2 separate regions of the Homo sapiens genome follow, and region 2 is linked to region 1. The links are chromatin contacts, found by Hi-C or POLR2A ChIA-PET in ENCODE. All regions are on one chromosome and are shown on one strand. Each heading gives the region's core, a stretch centred on a gene start or an enhancer-like site at or near the end of the contact. The rest is flanking DNA. Distances are from core to core; before and after follow the strand shown.

The links. Hi-C counts contacts between places; a loop is a spot of excess contacts on that map. ChIA-PET counts read pairs that join two places held with the same protein, here RNA polymerase II (POLR2A). Pooled maps may share reads with other maps.
Region 2: a loop to region 1 is called in a map with no recorded cell type, with 13 times the contacts of the local background. The contact joins two enhancer-like sites. A Hi-C loop is called at or near these places in 1 of 168 maps with a recorded cell type or tissue (MCF 10A), 3 of 37 single-sample maps with no recorded cell type and 9 of 50 pooled maps. POLR2A ChIA-PET finds 5 or more read pairs at or near these places in 1 of 52 experiments (RWPE1).

The regions. Positions count from the first base shown.
Region 1 is chr5:134,584,252-134,592,101 of GRCh38, forward strand. No RefSeq gene overlaps it. Among named protein-coding and RNA genes, the nearest start is that of SAR1B, 45 kb to the right of the region's middle. RefSeq lists an enhancer at 7,288-7,347. Within about 2 kb of position 2,725, at least 8 of the 41 ENCODE cell types and tissues checked have a DNase peak (open chromatin) inside an H3K27ac peak, as active enhancers do.
Region 2 is chr5:135,187,941-135,195,790 of GRCh38, forward strand. All of the region lies in intron 3 of PITX1-AS1 (PITX1 antisense RNA 1), which reads left to right. Among named protein-coding and RNA genes, the nearest start is that of LINC02900, 56 kb to the right of the region's middle. RefSeq lists a silencer at 3,301-3,480. Within about 2 kb of position 3,576, at least 5 of the 41 ENCODE cell types and tissues checked have a DNase peak (open chromatin) inside an H3K27ac peak, as active enhancers do.

The sequences.
Region 1 (7,850 bases), core at 1,475-3,974:
AGACCTAATGAAAAATAGTTGCTAGCCCAAGGGAAGCTGCATCGGAGAAAGGGATGACGGGCATTCCTCATAGAGGGTTTGGCCTATGCAAAGATGGATCAAGCTATATCGGGAGGGTCTTGAACCTCCTCTGAGGGCTCAGAACAAGGCTGTGAGGGACAGAGGTTACATTAAGACTCAAAGCATCTTAGCTTCTGGGGCCACTGACTTAGTTGTTTGCCACAGAGAATTGACCCATTTCCTCTCCAGAGCAGTAGACGGTAGGTTCCCAAGGGTGCCTCCAGATCCAATGTTCTGAGTCCACAATGCACAAGGTATTGGAAGTAAATTTGGGGTGGAGTGTGTGTGTGCCCAAAATGCCCGTGGAGGGAGGTCTCCCTGTTAGGGCACCTGGGAACCTGGAAAAACAGGCTGTGGATGTTCTCTCAGCCCCAGCTCCAGCAGCTCAGCTGTGAATGGGAAGAGCTCAGCGTCCTCAACTGTGGAATCAGCATGGGATGCTGGCAGGAAATCAGCCCTGGGGCTGAGGGGGTATCTGGGTGGCCAGCCCACCTGGCCATGGTAAGAAACTGTCAGCCCCATGGCCCAGCTGCCGTGGACTTGGCACCACAGCTTCTCCCTCCTCCTGCAGCCAGCCCAAAGCAGGACCACAGTGATCCAGAAGAATGACTCAGGCTTGCCCCTCACTCTAAAACCACACCTGTGTCGGCTGGGCCAGGTGGCTTATACCTGTAATGCCAGCACTTTGGGAGGCCAAGACAGGTGGATCATTTGAGGTCAGGAGTTTGAGACCATCCTGGCCAACCTGGTGAAACCTCATCTCTACTAAAAACACAAAAAATTAGCCAGGTGTGGGGATGCACACCTGTAATCCCAGCTACAGGGACTAAAGGGAGGTTGAGGCAGGAGAATTGCTTGAACCCGGGAGGCAGAGGTTGCAGTGAGCCAAGATCATGCCACTGCACTCCAGCCTGGGAGACAGCGCAAGAGTCTGTCTTTAAAAAAAACAAAAATAAAAACAAACAAAATAAATAAATAAAACCTCACCTGTGAACCTAACCCAGCTGATAAATGTAGGGCAGGGGGATTCAGGGTACATGTTGGTCTGTTCTTTAGAAATATAGTGCAAGTCACATTTGAAATTCTAGTAGCCCCATTTTTAAAAAGTGAAAAACAGGGCCAGGTATGGTGGCTAATGCCTGTAATCCCAGCACTTTGGAAGGCCGAGGCAGGAGGATTGCTTGAACCCAGGAGTTCGAGACCAGCCTAGACAACATGGCAAGACCCCATCTCTACAAAAAAAAAAATTTTAATTGGCTGGGCATGGTGGCGCACACTTTTAGTCCTAGGTACTCGGGTGGCTGAGGTGGGAGGATTGCTTGAGCTTGGGAGGTTGAGGCTGCAGTGAGCCATGATAGCACCACTACACTATAGCCTGGGCGACAGAGTGAGACTCTGTTTCAAAAAACAAACAAACAAAAACAGATATAGGGAATTTTAATAATATATTTTATTTAACCCATTACATCCAAATGTCTTTAAACATGTAATCAATGTAAAATAACTATTAATGAGAGATTTTGCATTCTTTTCACAATCCAGGGTGTATTTTACACTTACAGCACATCTCAATTCAGACTAGCCACATTTCAAGTGCTCAAAGCCACATGTGGCTAGTAGCTACCCTGTTGGGCAGCAGAGCCCTAGAGACCCTCAGCCTTCCCTTGAGTTGCCCAGGAGTCATCCAGGCTCCTATGGAGTGAGAGACAGATAGCCATGAGGAACCCCTGACCCCCTTCCCCAAGGGAAGGCAGGAGGTTGAGGACCACCAGGCCTGGCCCTGCATTCCCAGCCCTGGTCCCTCTGGGATCCTCTCTGCACCAGCCTACATGGCTGCTTGAGGGTGGGAGTCTCACATTTGATTAGCACTCCTAGGCTTCTCCCCTGGAGTTGGCTATCCCTGCCCGCTGAGAGCCCCTGAGTGTGGGACTGGAGGAGGATGGCACTGACCTGGTCGCAGCTCCCTCATGGTGGGCCAGTCCTCTTGCCACCAGGACTCACAGCTGATGGCATAGGGATCTGATGGGAGGCTGGGGGTGGTCTTGGGGACTACCTTTGTTTTTGTTTTTGTTTTTTTGAGACGGAGTCTCACTCTGTTGGCCAGCCTGGAGTGCAGTGGCGCGATCCCTCCTCACTACAACCTCTGCCTCCCGGGATCAAGCGATTCTCCTGCCTCAGCCTCCCAAGTAGCTGGGACTACAGGCACTCGCCACCACGTCTGGCTCATTTTTTGTATTTTTAGTAGAAACGGGGTCTCACCAGGCTGCCCAGGCTGGTCTCGATTTCCTGACCTCGTGATCTGTCTGACTCGGCCTCCCAAAGTGCTGGGATTACAGGTGTGAACCACTGCGCCCAGCCTAGGGAACCACCTTTCATTCATGCAGATATTGAGATATTGATTCAGCACTCACTGAGAATCTGCTGCAGGGCCCTGAGGACACTGTGGGGACAACACGCCCCTTCCAGAGACCAGGCCAAAGTGGGAGACAGACTTTAAGTAGATAATCACAAATCAGTGTGCAGTGACACACTGAGACTGTGCTGCTAGTGAGAGAGTATTAATCTGTGGGGTGAGGAAAGTCTCCATTGCCCTCTCTGAATTCCCTTAGTCGCTCCAAACTCCTGCAAGATAGGGTCTGGGGCGCCCCCTGCTGCCCGCTAGGCCCTAGCCCTGGCAACTCCCACCGCGGGTGGCAAGGCCCACAGGGCCAGGGCCAACCCCTCATTTCCAGGTTGCAGAGCTCCAGCCTCCCCCTCCTCTGTCCCTGCTGAGGCTCCTGCACTCCAGCACCTCCTGCTGCATGCCCCCTTGCCAGCCAGGGCAGAGTAGAGTCTTCTCTATCAGGCTTCAGTGACAGGGTGGTTGTTAAGGGACGAGGCGCCTCTTGGGAGAATAAACTATTGGCTGAGGTCCGCTGGGTGCCCAGTCCCGGGTTGGATGGGTGGCTAAGGAGACCCAGACCCTGCCAAAGAAAGGAAGGAAGTTCACAGCAGAGTGGAGAGAGAGAGAGCACTTGGTCCTTCTAGAGCTGGCCTCAGTCCTCCTTGCAGCCTCCGACTGTGTTCAGAGCGGCCAGAGGAGGCAGCAAAGGCATCTTTTCTTGGCGATGAAAGCTTCAGGACTCACATAGGCACCTCTGGCCCATGCTGGAAATGCAGGTAGCTCCAAGTGGCCTCGCAACTACCCTGTCTCAAAAAAAAAAAAAAAAAAAAAAAAAAAAAAAAAGAAAAGAAAATTAAAATAAAAATAATGAATAAAAAAGAGGAGGGCCGGGCGCGGTGGCTCACACCTGTAATCCCAGCACTTTGGGAGGCCGAGGCAAGCGGATCACAAGGTCAAGAGTTTGAGACCAGCCTGGCCAACATGGTGAAACCCCGTCTCCACTAAAAATACAAAAATCAGCCAGGCATGGTGGCGGGCACCTGTAATCCCAGCTACTCAGGAGGCTGAGGCAGGAGAATCCCTTGAACCCAGGAAGCAGAGGTTGCAGTGAGCCGAGATGGTGCCATCACACTCCAGCCTGGGTGACAGAGCAAGACTCCATCTGAAAAAAAAAGGAGATTGGCCAGGAGTGGTGGCTCATGTCTGTAATACCAGTGCTTTAGGAAGCTGAATTGGGAAGATCGCTTGAGCCCATGAGTTCAGGCCCAGCCTGAGCAACATAGTGAGACCTCATCTCTACTGCAAAAAAAAAAAAAAAAAAAAAAAAAAAAAAAAAAGAGACAGGGTCTCACTCTTTGAGATAGGGTCTCACTCTGCTGCCTAGGCTAGAGCACAGTGGTGCAATCACAGCTCACTGTAGCCTTCAACTCCTGGGCTCAAGTGATCCTCCCACCTCAGCCCTTGGTCTCTCAAAGCTCTGGGATTACAGGCATGAACCACCATACCTGTCTGAAGAAAATTTTTTTAGAGAGATAATAAAATATGGACTTCAAGGCAGCCTTTTGAGTTCAGATGGACTCCCTGCCAAGAGTCAAAGGGAGGGAAGAAAGGATGGGGTTTCAGTCAAGCAGGTGGCTTAAGGGCAAGCTCATCGTAGCAGAGTATTGCTTGGCCCCCAGTACTCCAAGCCAGGCCTGAGCTCAGAAGCATCCGCACCAGCCCATTCTGAGGAAACATGGGTAGGGATACAGGGTCCCCATTTGCTGGCTGGAGAGATTTTCAGTGGGTAGGAGGGAGGCTGTCAGATTTAGCAAATAAAAATATAGGGCATGTAGTTACATTCAAATTTCAGAGAGTAGTTCCTCAGTACATTTTCCAAATATTGCATCCTGTATTTTCCCTGGCATTCCTAGTGGGAAGCCTCAGGTCCCTCTTTCCACTGTGTTCCAGGCAGGGGGCTGAGGCAGGAGCATGGTTTTCCATGTTTTATACACTGTGGCAAATCCTAAACTATCCCAACAACCCCAACATGATGACACCTACAGTGTGAGAACAATGGAAAATGGGCTGCAGCCAGTGACCCAGGACACAGCTGGGCCTGTCTTAACTCAGCCACAGCCTCCCTTATACCTGACATTCCAATCCAATGCTGAACAGAAGCTCCGTAGTGTCCTTGAAGGACCTCTGCTCCCCAGAGCTCACAAGCCCATTTATTTGCTGTCTCAGCTCAACATCTAAAGAGTTCAGATTGGTGGGAGCACTGTTCACAATAGCCAAGAGGTAGGAGCAACCTAAATATCCATTGACAGATGAATGGATAAAGAAAATGTATACACATACAATGGAATATTATTCAGCCTTAAAAAAGAAGGAAATCCTGTCCTGTGCTACAGCATGGATCAACCTGCAGGAAATTATGCTAAGCAAAATAAGCCAGTCAAAAAAAGTCAAATGCTGTATGATTCCACTTATAGGAGGTACTTAGAGTAGTCAAAATCATAGAGCAGAAAGTAGAAAGGTAGTTGCCAGGGGCTGGGGGGAGGAGGAAGAGAATTGATTAGGAGGCACAGAGTCAGGACGGGAGGGTGGTTCCAGGGCTCTGCTGCCCATCAATGGCATGTGGTTGACAATATTGTACTTTACACTTGGAAATTGTTGGGAGGGTGAATTTATTTTTTTATTTTTGAGACAGGGTCTCACTCTGTCACCCAGGCTGGAGTACAGTGGCACGATCTTGGTTTGCTGCAACCTCTGCATGCCCCCAGGCTCAAGTGCTCCTCCCACCTCAGCCTCCCGAATAGCTAGGACCACAGGCACACACTATCATGACCAGCTGTTTTTGTTGTGTTTTGTTTTGTTTTGTTTTCTCTAGTAGAGCCAGGGTCTCGCCAAGTTGCTCAAGCTGGTCTCAAACCTCTGAGCTCGAGGAATCTCAAAGTGCTGGATTACACGTACCTAGCCCGGGAGAGTGAATTTTGTGTTTTTGGGGTTTTTGTTTGTTTGTTTTGCTGCAGTTTAAGAAAAAAATGATACTGTAGAAAAAAAAAAAAACCTGCTACATGTAATACCACCCAACTGCTTTGTTGCAACAAACATAATGTAAAGCAAAAGAAACCATTTTATTTTACTTCTGGGGAATTTTTTTTTTTAAGATAGTTTCACTCTGTCACCCAGGCTAGAGTGCAGTGGCACGATCTTGGCTCACTGTAACCTCCACCTCCTGGGTTCAAGCAATTCTTGTGCCTCAGCCCCTCAAGTAGCTGGCATTATGGCACTCACAACGAGCTAATTTTTGTATTTTTAGTAGAGACAGGGTTTCGCCACATTGGCCAGGCTGGTCTCAAACTCTGGCCTCAAGTGATCCGCCTGCCTCAGCCTCCCAAAGTGCTGGGATTACAGGCGTGAGCCACCGTGCCCGGCCATCAGAAGAAACCATTTTAAAACAGTTTTTTTTTAAAAAGAGTTCATGTTGGGCCTCTGCTTTTCCTAGAGCACCATCCGTGACTCCCCTAAGTCCCCCAACTCAAACTCAAACTCAAAGCTCTTTTGAAATTATAATCACCTCCCTTCCCTAAAAGGCTTTTTGCACACTGCTCTAGGAAATTACGGCTGACCCAGGAGCGAGAAGTCTTCTCTCTGCCACTGACTTGATGGACCCAGCTACTTGGGAGATACTTCTGCATCTGTACAATGGGAGAAGAGGTTGGGGGATATCTGTGACCTCTGAAGTCCATCTCCTGTGGGGAGGGGCTGTGGTCAGAGGGCAAGGGAAAGCTTTCCAGTGTTACCGGATGGAAGGTCTTGACTGTGAGTTGTCCAGGTTCTTACGCACTGAACGAAGAATTGAACAAAACACACAAAGAAACAAAAGAACAAAGCAACGAAAGAAGCAATGAAGGTGATTTACTGAAGTGGAAGTACACTCCACAGAGTGGGAGCAGGCTCGAGCAAGCAGCTCCAGAGCCCCATTGCAATGTTCTTTAGGGTTCTTATTAAACTAAAAGAATTTGGTGGCTGGTGGATTAGAGCTCACGCCTGTAATCCCAGCACTTTGGGAGACCCAGGCGGGTGGATCACTTGAGGCCAGGAGTTCGAGACCAGCCTGGCCAACATGGTAAAACCCAGTCTCTACTAAAAAAAAAAAAAAGAGAGAGAGAAAGAAAGAAAGAAAAAATTAGTTGAGCATGGTGGTGTGCCTGTGGTCCCAGTTACTCTGGAGGCTGAGATGGGAGGATTGCTTGAACCCAGGAGGCAGAGTTTGCAGTGAGTGGAGATCAAGCCACTGCAATCCAGCCTGGGTGATAGGACAAGATTCTGTCTCAAAAACAAAAAAAGAATTTGGTAACACTCCTAGGTACCCTTTAAAGGCCTCCAGTTGGTTATACCCTATGACAGATTGGCCAGCAACTAATCAGAGGCTGAAGTGGATACTTGGCCCGTGGTCAATCAGAGGCTGAAGTGGAAATTTCTGTCTTGTTATCACAGGAGTGAGGATGTGGCCTGTATGCTGCCTAATCTTGCCTAGAAGTGGCTGCACCTGCTGTTCTTTTGCTTATGCCTTGATCCTTGGTGACCCTAATTCCCTATTCTCCTATCTCACCAGGGCCCTTTAACTTGAGGCCAGCTGGGTGAGGTGGGGCTAGCTGGCAGATGGGGCTGGGTGAGCCTCCATACACAACTTGGGCAGAGGAGAGAAGGAAGAAGCTTTATCCACTCAGCTTGTCACCTTTGCACCATCAGAACACCATTGTGGCGGCTGACTCATCTGTCACCAGGTGAGTGTGCCATTAGGAGCACAGGATTAGTCATGGGCGTGGTCATGGGGTGAGATGCCAGGTCGGGCTGGGATAGTGACACGGTGAAGCATGGAGCAGGGCCTAGAGGCACTGGAAGAGAAGAGGAGGCATCCCTCCTCAGGCTTGGAAGGGGGCCTAGGCCTCCCTGATAGGGATGGAGGCCTCTGTCTTTGGGATAATGCTCAAGTGGGTTGCCTCGGGTCTAGAGGTTTGTATTTAGTGGGTGGTCCCCCTTATTCTTCCCTCCATTCTCAAACTCCTGACTTTAGGTGATCCGCCCACCTCAGCCTCCCAAAGTGCTGGGATTACAGGCATGAGCCACTGCTCCCGGCCACTTCCCTCCATTCTCAATGAACATTAAGCAACATGTGGCCATTCAAGTCTAGAGAATTTATCCATGAATCCACCACGAAAGAGGAAGCTGCTAGAAATGGAATTTTGTTGTCCTTGGGGTAATGGAAAATTATTGACCTGCATTCTGGCCCTTAGTTTCCTCATTTGTTAATAAGGATGAGAGCTCCTGCTGGGCCCACCATGCAGGGTGGCTGAGAGGCTCAAAGAGGACATGGGTATGAAGTGGACAAAATGAGGAGCCACAAAAGGTGTTAGAG
Region 2 (7,850 bases), core at 2,326-4,825, 600 kb after region 1:
ATTTCTGGCTGTAAATGTTTAATTTTCCAATTCTTCTTTTGAGCAAGGAAGATTGTTTTAAATATTTACTTAGCTTTTAATTGCACATCATTTCAGATAGCGAATGCCGATCAGTTTTATTGTAGCTCTGTCGGAGGTTATTTAACTCTTAGAAAGATGTACACTGTGATACTTTTTTCAGCTTCACTCTTTGGAAGAGATTTTTTTTTTCTTTAAACATTATTATTTTTAGTTGCTGCACTCTACCTCTATTTTTGGTAAGGTAAGACTGTTCAATTCAATACTTTGAGAGAATTTCAGACAATGATAGAAAATCTAATATTTGAAAATATAAGCTTCACTAACATACCTAATTCCAGATGGCAAAAAGACCTTGCCCAAAAATGTGAAAGAATTCAGTATGAGTGGCTCAAATATTTTTTCATGATAAACAAATATTTCTGGGATGGATGTGTTTCTGAGCTCTGCATAGGAAAGCAGCCATCCATGCAAGCCGTGCTGGGCTACCCTTCAAACCCTCTTTACTCTTTTCCTTTCACTATGTTAAATCCTTGAGATGTGTAAAGATGTTATGATAGGCAGTGGGTCAAGTAATCTGCACATGTAGCTTTTTATAAATTTTTCTTTGCAGAGGAAAATTTTTCTTCAAATAAACCTCCCCAAATAAATGGTTTGTAAAAACAAAAGTCTATTTGTTTTGAAATTGCACACAAGAAAACATGTTATAACAATATCTTTGAGTTCCGCCTGAGAAAAGAAATTTACCTATAGTCAGCGATTTCCTTCATGATAAGGCTTTAAAAAATAAAGTTGTCTCTTGGGAGAAAATAAACATAGCGAAGTGGAGATATTTATAATGAGGTGCCTTTATTCACTTGTCCAGTGGAACTGTTTAACTGTTGTTTTATCTCTCCTCTCTTTCTTTCTTTATAATTATGTTCATGCAAATTCCTGAACCTTAAGCATTTTAGAAATGTGTTATCTTAAATTACACAGATACTTCTTGAATGTGCAAATGTGCCATTTTTTCCCCCACTTGAAGTAGAAACTGTAAACAAGTCTTGAAATTTTTTTTTGCCCAAACTCGTGGCAAAATGTCTGGGGTTTGGGGCTATTTTCACAGTGCCACTGAAGGTGAGCAAACGAATGGGAACATGCGCCGATCACCAGTCAGTGACTTGGGAATTTTTCAGGAGGCATATTTTCTTACGTTAATGCTTTTGTAGATTCCATCGATGTTCAGACATCAAAGGGCATGCAATTAATAATGGGCATCTGGAGGGCCGATCACATGTTTCCGATGTTAAAGTGGTGAACGACAGGAAAATCGGCCACGGTCAGGTATTAGCTGTAATCATTTTTAACCAACAACGAAGGCTTCTCTTTTGTGCCTCTGCTCTCAGAAACGCAAGCCTTCCCATACAAAAGGGTCCCATAGATGCTTTTCTGCTAGTGAATGAGTGAGTGATAAATGATTTGTAGACCTACGTCTCAGTGTTGATTCAAATAACCTTAATTTCTCCAATAAACTCAAACCCAATTTTGTGTGAAACCCCACATGGACACAAGGCAACAGACAGTTGTATTATTTGAATCTTTAGTTAATTCTTTCAGGTTTGCTCCTTTATTTGTATTTTTTAAAAAAATAAACGAATATTTTCTAGTACTAGAATAAGATTGCTTCAACCAAAGGTGACCTTATGAGTTATTTATTTCCTGTCTTTTATAGTAGCCTGTTTATCTTTTCCAAAGTGATGTATGTTACCCAATTCCAAGTAATATAAGATATGCAGGTAAGACTGTGTTAAAGCTCAACAAAAATGTTCTAGAGAAATACAGTGCTTTGGGCTCTAAACACTCCAGCAGGTATAGAAACCTGCAACTCTTTAAAAATAATTCTCATTTGAGTAGGTCACAGATAATAAAGGAACACTTGTTTCTGGGAAATTAAAAAAATGACATGAGGGGAAAATATTTATTTGCTTTCTACATTGGTCAAATGACTAGTGGATATTAAAAACCTGTAAAATAGACAGATGCAACCAATTCTCTTTCATTAACAAATATTGCAATTTCACAATAAAGTAAATGCATTAAAAAATGTCTACACTTCTGAGAAGCTGAAATGGTCAGAACTTGAGCTTGCTTTAAATGTTTAAAGACTGATATTCTAATCAGTTGGGGGAAAATTATTATTATAAGTCTTTAAAGAACTAACTTGAATTTTAAAGCCTCCTTTGGCTGTTCAGGTAGCAAAAACTCTGATCAACTCTGTGTACATTTCTGTACATTTGCCTCTTGACTCAATCTGCCCGGTCACCAGCTTTGTTTTCTTTCTAAGTATAAGCCGTATGTATCGGCAGCACATTTTAAAGTTAATTTGAAGCAGGGTCTATATTGCCGTCAGCAAATATGTTATAAGCTTATTATTTAATAGTGATTCCGGGGTAAGGCCATCATCTCCTTCCTAAATCCAAATATAAAAGTTGAAATCGTATTTGTTAAAACTGTCATGTTGAATTTGTGGCCCAGATTGTTTTCCCGAGGCCTGCTGGGCCAGAGCTCGAATGCCGCTCCCAGCTGCAGACACCCCAGCCCAGGAAAACTGCTCGCGGCTGAGTCGCTGAGCCTCTCAAACCGCCTGCTTCCCCCAAACAGAGCCACGGCCCAGCCGGCTCGCTCATGGCTTTTCCACATTGTAAAATCATTTGATTTATTTGTTTGGTTTGGTTTGGTTTTTAGAAGCGCTGCAGAAATTATTTCCTACTGGCAGAGAGGGCACTTGGTGTTACACTACATTAGTTTCACATCATTAGTTTAGGGTTCTCAAACTTAAAATGGTAAAGTATATGCGAGGCTTCTAGAGACCTCAGTTCTGACCAGAGCAGAACAAATTAAACCTGATGGATTCCTTTCGCTGCCTGTGTAGTGTGGGGCAATGCAGAACAAAGTGCTGTGGCGTTGCGGAAGGGGTTCCCTCTGGCAGTTTTGGAATTTGGTGGTAGGAAATGTTAGTTATTTATAAAAAGGAAAAATTCCTCTGTTACCATTCTGGTTTTCACAAAAACCGTAATTTTATCATCACGGCTTGTAGCAGGAAGCCAACAAGGGGTGCCGATGACGGCCACGACCCCGTATCTCTGGGCTGTCTCTCTCACCTCCATCGGCCACTGCCTGCTTGCTCTTTAGGAGCAAAGGACATGATTTAGAAGTAATTCAAAACCCCGTCGCGGGACCCAGAACAGCCCAGATGGTCTGGCCCTGGCCTGGGGTCTGCGGGGGTGGGGGTGCCAGCCCCGGGGGTGGAGTCGAGGTCGGCTCCCGGCCAGGTCCCGCGACGGGTCTGCACGCAGCCAGGGAGGCCTGAGGGGGCAGCTGCGGGGCTGGCGGCCAGGAGCTGCTTCGCGGCTTGCGGCGCAAAGTAGAGGCCCCGCTAGCTCGCTCCCGCACGCCGTTCTGCGCCTTCTCTTCCTAGCCCCGGCAGGCTCTGTCTTCCCCCGTGGGTCGCAGCGAGAGGGAGACCTCGGCCTCTGCCGCTGCAGCCTGAGACCCAGCCGCGGGCCTCAGGTGCGCGCTCCCCGAAGCTCTCCTGCCACCTGTTGGCCGCCGGTGGTGCTGACGCTACGGGGAGAAGCCACGCTTCAGTGGCTTGCCTGGAATTCATGACTTGTGCGCTCCACGTCCTGGGCTGGCCGACCTGCTGAGGGTATCTCTGAGAGCAGGAGCCAGGCCGTCCCGGGCTCTCCTGCGACAGTGCGGTGGGAGAGCCTTAGCGGGAGCCAGGCTGCGCCATGGCTTCCTCTGGACAGTTCTGCTGGCGTGCCCTGCTTGGCGGGGTACAGTGGGGCAAGCGGGGTATAAACCCGCTTGTTCAGCTTGGGAGCAGGCTCTACTTCCCAAGAGCAGCACAGGGGCTTCCGCCGGAAGTCAGGAAGAAGGTTTGAGGAGCTTCAGATCCAAGGACGGTGCCATGCCTTTTCATTGGAAGTCATGGACCACCCTCAAATATCATGGATTAGCCATTCTGTTCCCAGGGGCTGGGTTCCTAGGTATCCACCACAAACAGGCTTGAATCTACCCACACAAACAACCCTATCAGGAAGTCTCCAGCAAAGTGGGGCTCTTGGTGGCTGTTTTGGGTTTTGGGTAGAAGGTAGTATAGCAGCTATATTTCTAAACCATGGGGGCAAAACTAGATATCTATGTCCTGAGGGGACTGAGTTTTGTGAATGGATTTGGCCTGTGAGGATGTCACATGGGGCTCAGTAGCACTGAGGGGAGAGGCTGTGTGTGGTGATACTCTCATTCCTGTCTTGGGGAAGGGGGCCTGGAGCCATGACTTTCCCCTAGGCCTTTTCAGAAGGGGCTGGGAATCACAGTAGATGTTTGTCAATGGAGGAGCCTTGGCCCCATTTCAGACGCAATGTTTTCTCGTTCTGTGGTGGTTTTATACACAAAGGCTGTGTCCTGCTTGGCCACGCCTGCCTGCAGCATGTGCAAGCATGATACTTGGCGTCTGGGTGCAGCAGGGCATCCGTGCTCCATGCTGCGCGTCCAGCATGGCTGGACTGCCCTTGCACCCTCATTTTACCAGCACAGGTCAAGCAGTTCCCATGGGGCCTTCAGCTGGTAGCAGCAGGACCCATGGGTATCTAACCCAGACACCTTCTCTCTCCCCTATAGAGGGAGTTGGCTGTCAAAGCCCAAGGATGTCTGTTTTTAGGTGATTGTCTCCTGGCTTATCTGAGGCCAAAATGTTCTTACCTCCTGGTCTCTGAGATCATAGAAAGAGACTCTGGTATTTGGCCAAATGGCTGCTCAGAACCTAGTCCTGAAAAGTTATTTTCTTAGTCAAGGGGCTCATGCAAGCCCTGGACTAGGGGTGATTTAGTTGTGTTTTTTCAGCTCACCTCATAATTTAATGTAGAAAAAATTATTTGGCATGTTTTCTCCTGGGTGCCGACTGCCTTTAGAGCCAGCCGTTCTGTACGGAGAAATGCCCCGTAGTCAGAAATCTTCTTGTTATGCCAGGTCTGCGCATTCAGGGACTGCGAGTGGCTCACTGAAATCTCTGAGGCTGGCCAGCCAAGGAGGGAGAGGAATCCTACCTACCCTGGACTTACATTTTTATGGAGAAGAAGGAATGTTAGGAAAGTCAGTAAACTTTTAGTCCCTCCTGGCCCCATGAACATGAATAGAAGAAGAAGAAAAACCCTAGCCGACTGGTTATTTACCCCGAGCACAAAAGCAGCCCCCCTCCCATCATCTCCCTTTTATTTCCAGCCACTCTGACAGAAATGCATTACTGGCTGAATACACCTTCCCACAATGCCATCCATCACACAGGTATTGGGGGACCAAAGGTAAGATGAACTTTAAACACACCTGGCACAGCTGGCTCCCACCTTTGTGCTTGGAGTGGCTGCCAGCCAGCTGGCTGCCCTGTCCCCCTTCTCAGGCTCTCCAGAGGAATCCCAGCAGACTGACTTCTTTTTGTGGCCACATATTATTCTAAAATCAGGCTATGCAACTGCCTTGGGAGAGTCTGGGCAACCTCTCTTGTAAGTAGCCCTCTCAGCCCCGTAGGGCTCCAAAGAGCTTAAAGCTGCTCAGTCATGAGAATTTTCCATGGGAGGAAAGACTCTCTGGGGTCCTCCACTCTCTCACCTTCAGAAGCAAATAGAACAGGTCTTCCAAGGCCCCCGAGTGATTCCGCCCGGCGTGTTGCTGATGCTGTCCCTCTAGTACTTGTGGATTCTTTGGAAGAGAAGGTGGGTGATTGAGCTGTGGACCGCTTCTCCAGTTTTATGCATCTGGAACTGAGAGACTTTCACAGAATTGTAGCAAATAAAGAGAGAAAGTACTTTATTAGCAGTTATTCTTTACATCACTAAACTCCTGTCTCTCACCCCAGGCAGCTTTAAGATGCAGCTCAGCTCTCAACCTTGCCTATGACTGGGTAGGAAATTACCCTGTCTGGAGGGAGAATGACTCCTGAGTCATTCTCAGTCTTCCTCCCCAGCTGCTGCGAGTTCATTTGTTTTAACTTTCCCTCTCCCAAGATAACATATTCCGGGGGCCAGTGAAAAGAAAATGTGGTGTTGGAAGGTCTTTTAAGTGGGAACATTCTTGGTTGTGAGGCTGAGCTGTTCAGGAAGACCTTGATGCTTTCCTGGTTCACAAAGCCGAGAGGTGATGAGGCTATAGTGGCACTTTGGATTTGGGGGTGATAAGACTGTTTTTTGTAAAACACTGGAATTCTCTGTGATTATCAGTTGGGGAATTCATCATGGTATTTATCTGGAGAGGAAAGAAGGCAAAATGGACTTCACAACAGTCAACTGGGTCACTCGTTGTCAAGCAATCACTTAGCATGTGCTCTGACCATTGAGTGTCATTGCTATTAGCCACTTAATCCCCACAAGAGGCCATGCTCTAGGTCACCCTCATTTTAGAGATAAAGTTCAGCCCTGCTTTTCTTCTCTACCTGATCTCAGCATAGACAGCTGAGCATTGCTTTGACTCCAGCAAGCAGAACACCACTCTCAGAGCCCTTGTTATTAGCTTGAATTGAAATTGCATCTTGACCTCAAATGAGATTCAAGAGCATAGGAACAAATACTTTTAGAAGAACTAAAGGAGATGATAAAACTGTCATCGCATATGTCAGGCCTTTCTCCCTGGATTTCCATGTCCCTGTTTCTCTCTCCCTCTCCTCTGGATGTCCTACTGGAATCTTGTAGTATTCACCTGGCTATGAGGGAGAACATTGTGAAATTCCAGAATTGCCACAGCAACTTTGGTAATGTGGACTCCTTACTTGGTCTGTCCTGTCTTCTGCCATTGCAATCTGATGGAGCTGTGGGCGTCCTGATGCCAGATATAATCCAACCAAATAAATCTCTAAGAACATAAAATAAAAGCTATCTCACAGTTTCCTTTTGTTTCCTGCACAAAAGCTATTCTCAGTATATGAATGGTGTCAGATGCAATAATCCAGAATAAATCTCCAAGAAGAAAAAAATGCATTTCAAAGTGAATGATCACTCATTTCCCATCCTCCCCACCATTTTTATATTGGGTGAGTCACTGGGGTGGCTGCCGACAGCTCCTGTGGGCCGGCCAGAATTGGGAGGAAGATTACAGGGGCTTGCTAAGGCCTGGGGTTGCTGCCAGATCTACACAGGTCATTGAGCTCCAGCTGGGGAGAGTTTTGGGTTTTGGCCCTCTGGGCCATGTCCATCCTGGCAGAGGGTCAGAAGAAGACCACACCCCTGGATTCTAGGCTTCCATAATGGCCTTGTCTTCTCCAGGGGATCCTACAGGTATGTTCTTGCCAAGTATATCCACTGTAGAAGGCTGGAAACACTTAAGTCATATATGCTCTTTGGGCAGATTAAACTTGATGATTCTGGGGCTGCCCTCTTCAGGGCCCGGCTGGTTGCCCTTCTTGGAACGCCTGCATATTCACTGGGGAAGGGCAGTGTGACATAGCTGTGGGGGAAGAATATGCTGGGGCATTTGCCAAGTCTAGATTTCAAAAGGCCCTTTCAGAATTGGAAGACTTTTGCCTTGAATGGTTAGTCTTAACTCTATTATTTACCCTAGTCTACTGTCTACATTCCAAATTTTTCCTTTCAGCATAAGATCCGGGCAATGATCACATATTGTTTCTTTTTTTTTTTTTTTTCAACTTTTAGATTCAGAGGGTGCATGTATAGGTTTGTTACTTGGGCATATTGCGTGATGCTGAGGTTTGGAGAACGAATGATCCCATCACCCAGCATAGTACCACATAGTTAGTTTCTGTTTTGTTTTGTTTGAGACAGTCTTGCTCTGCTGCCCAGGCT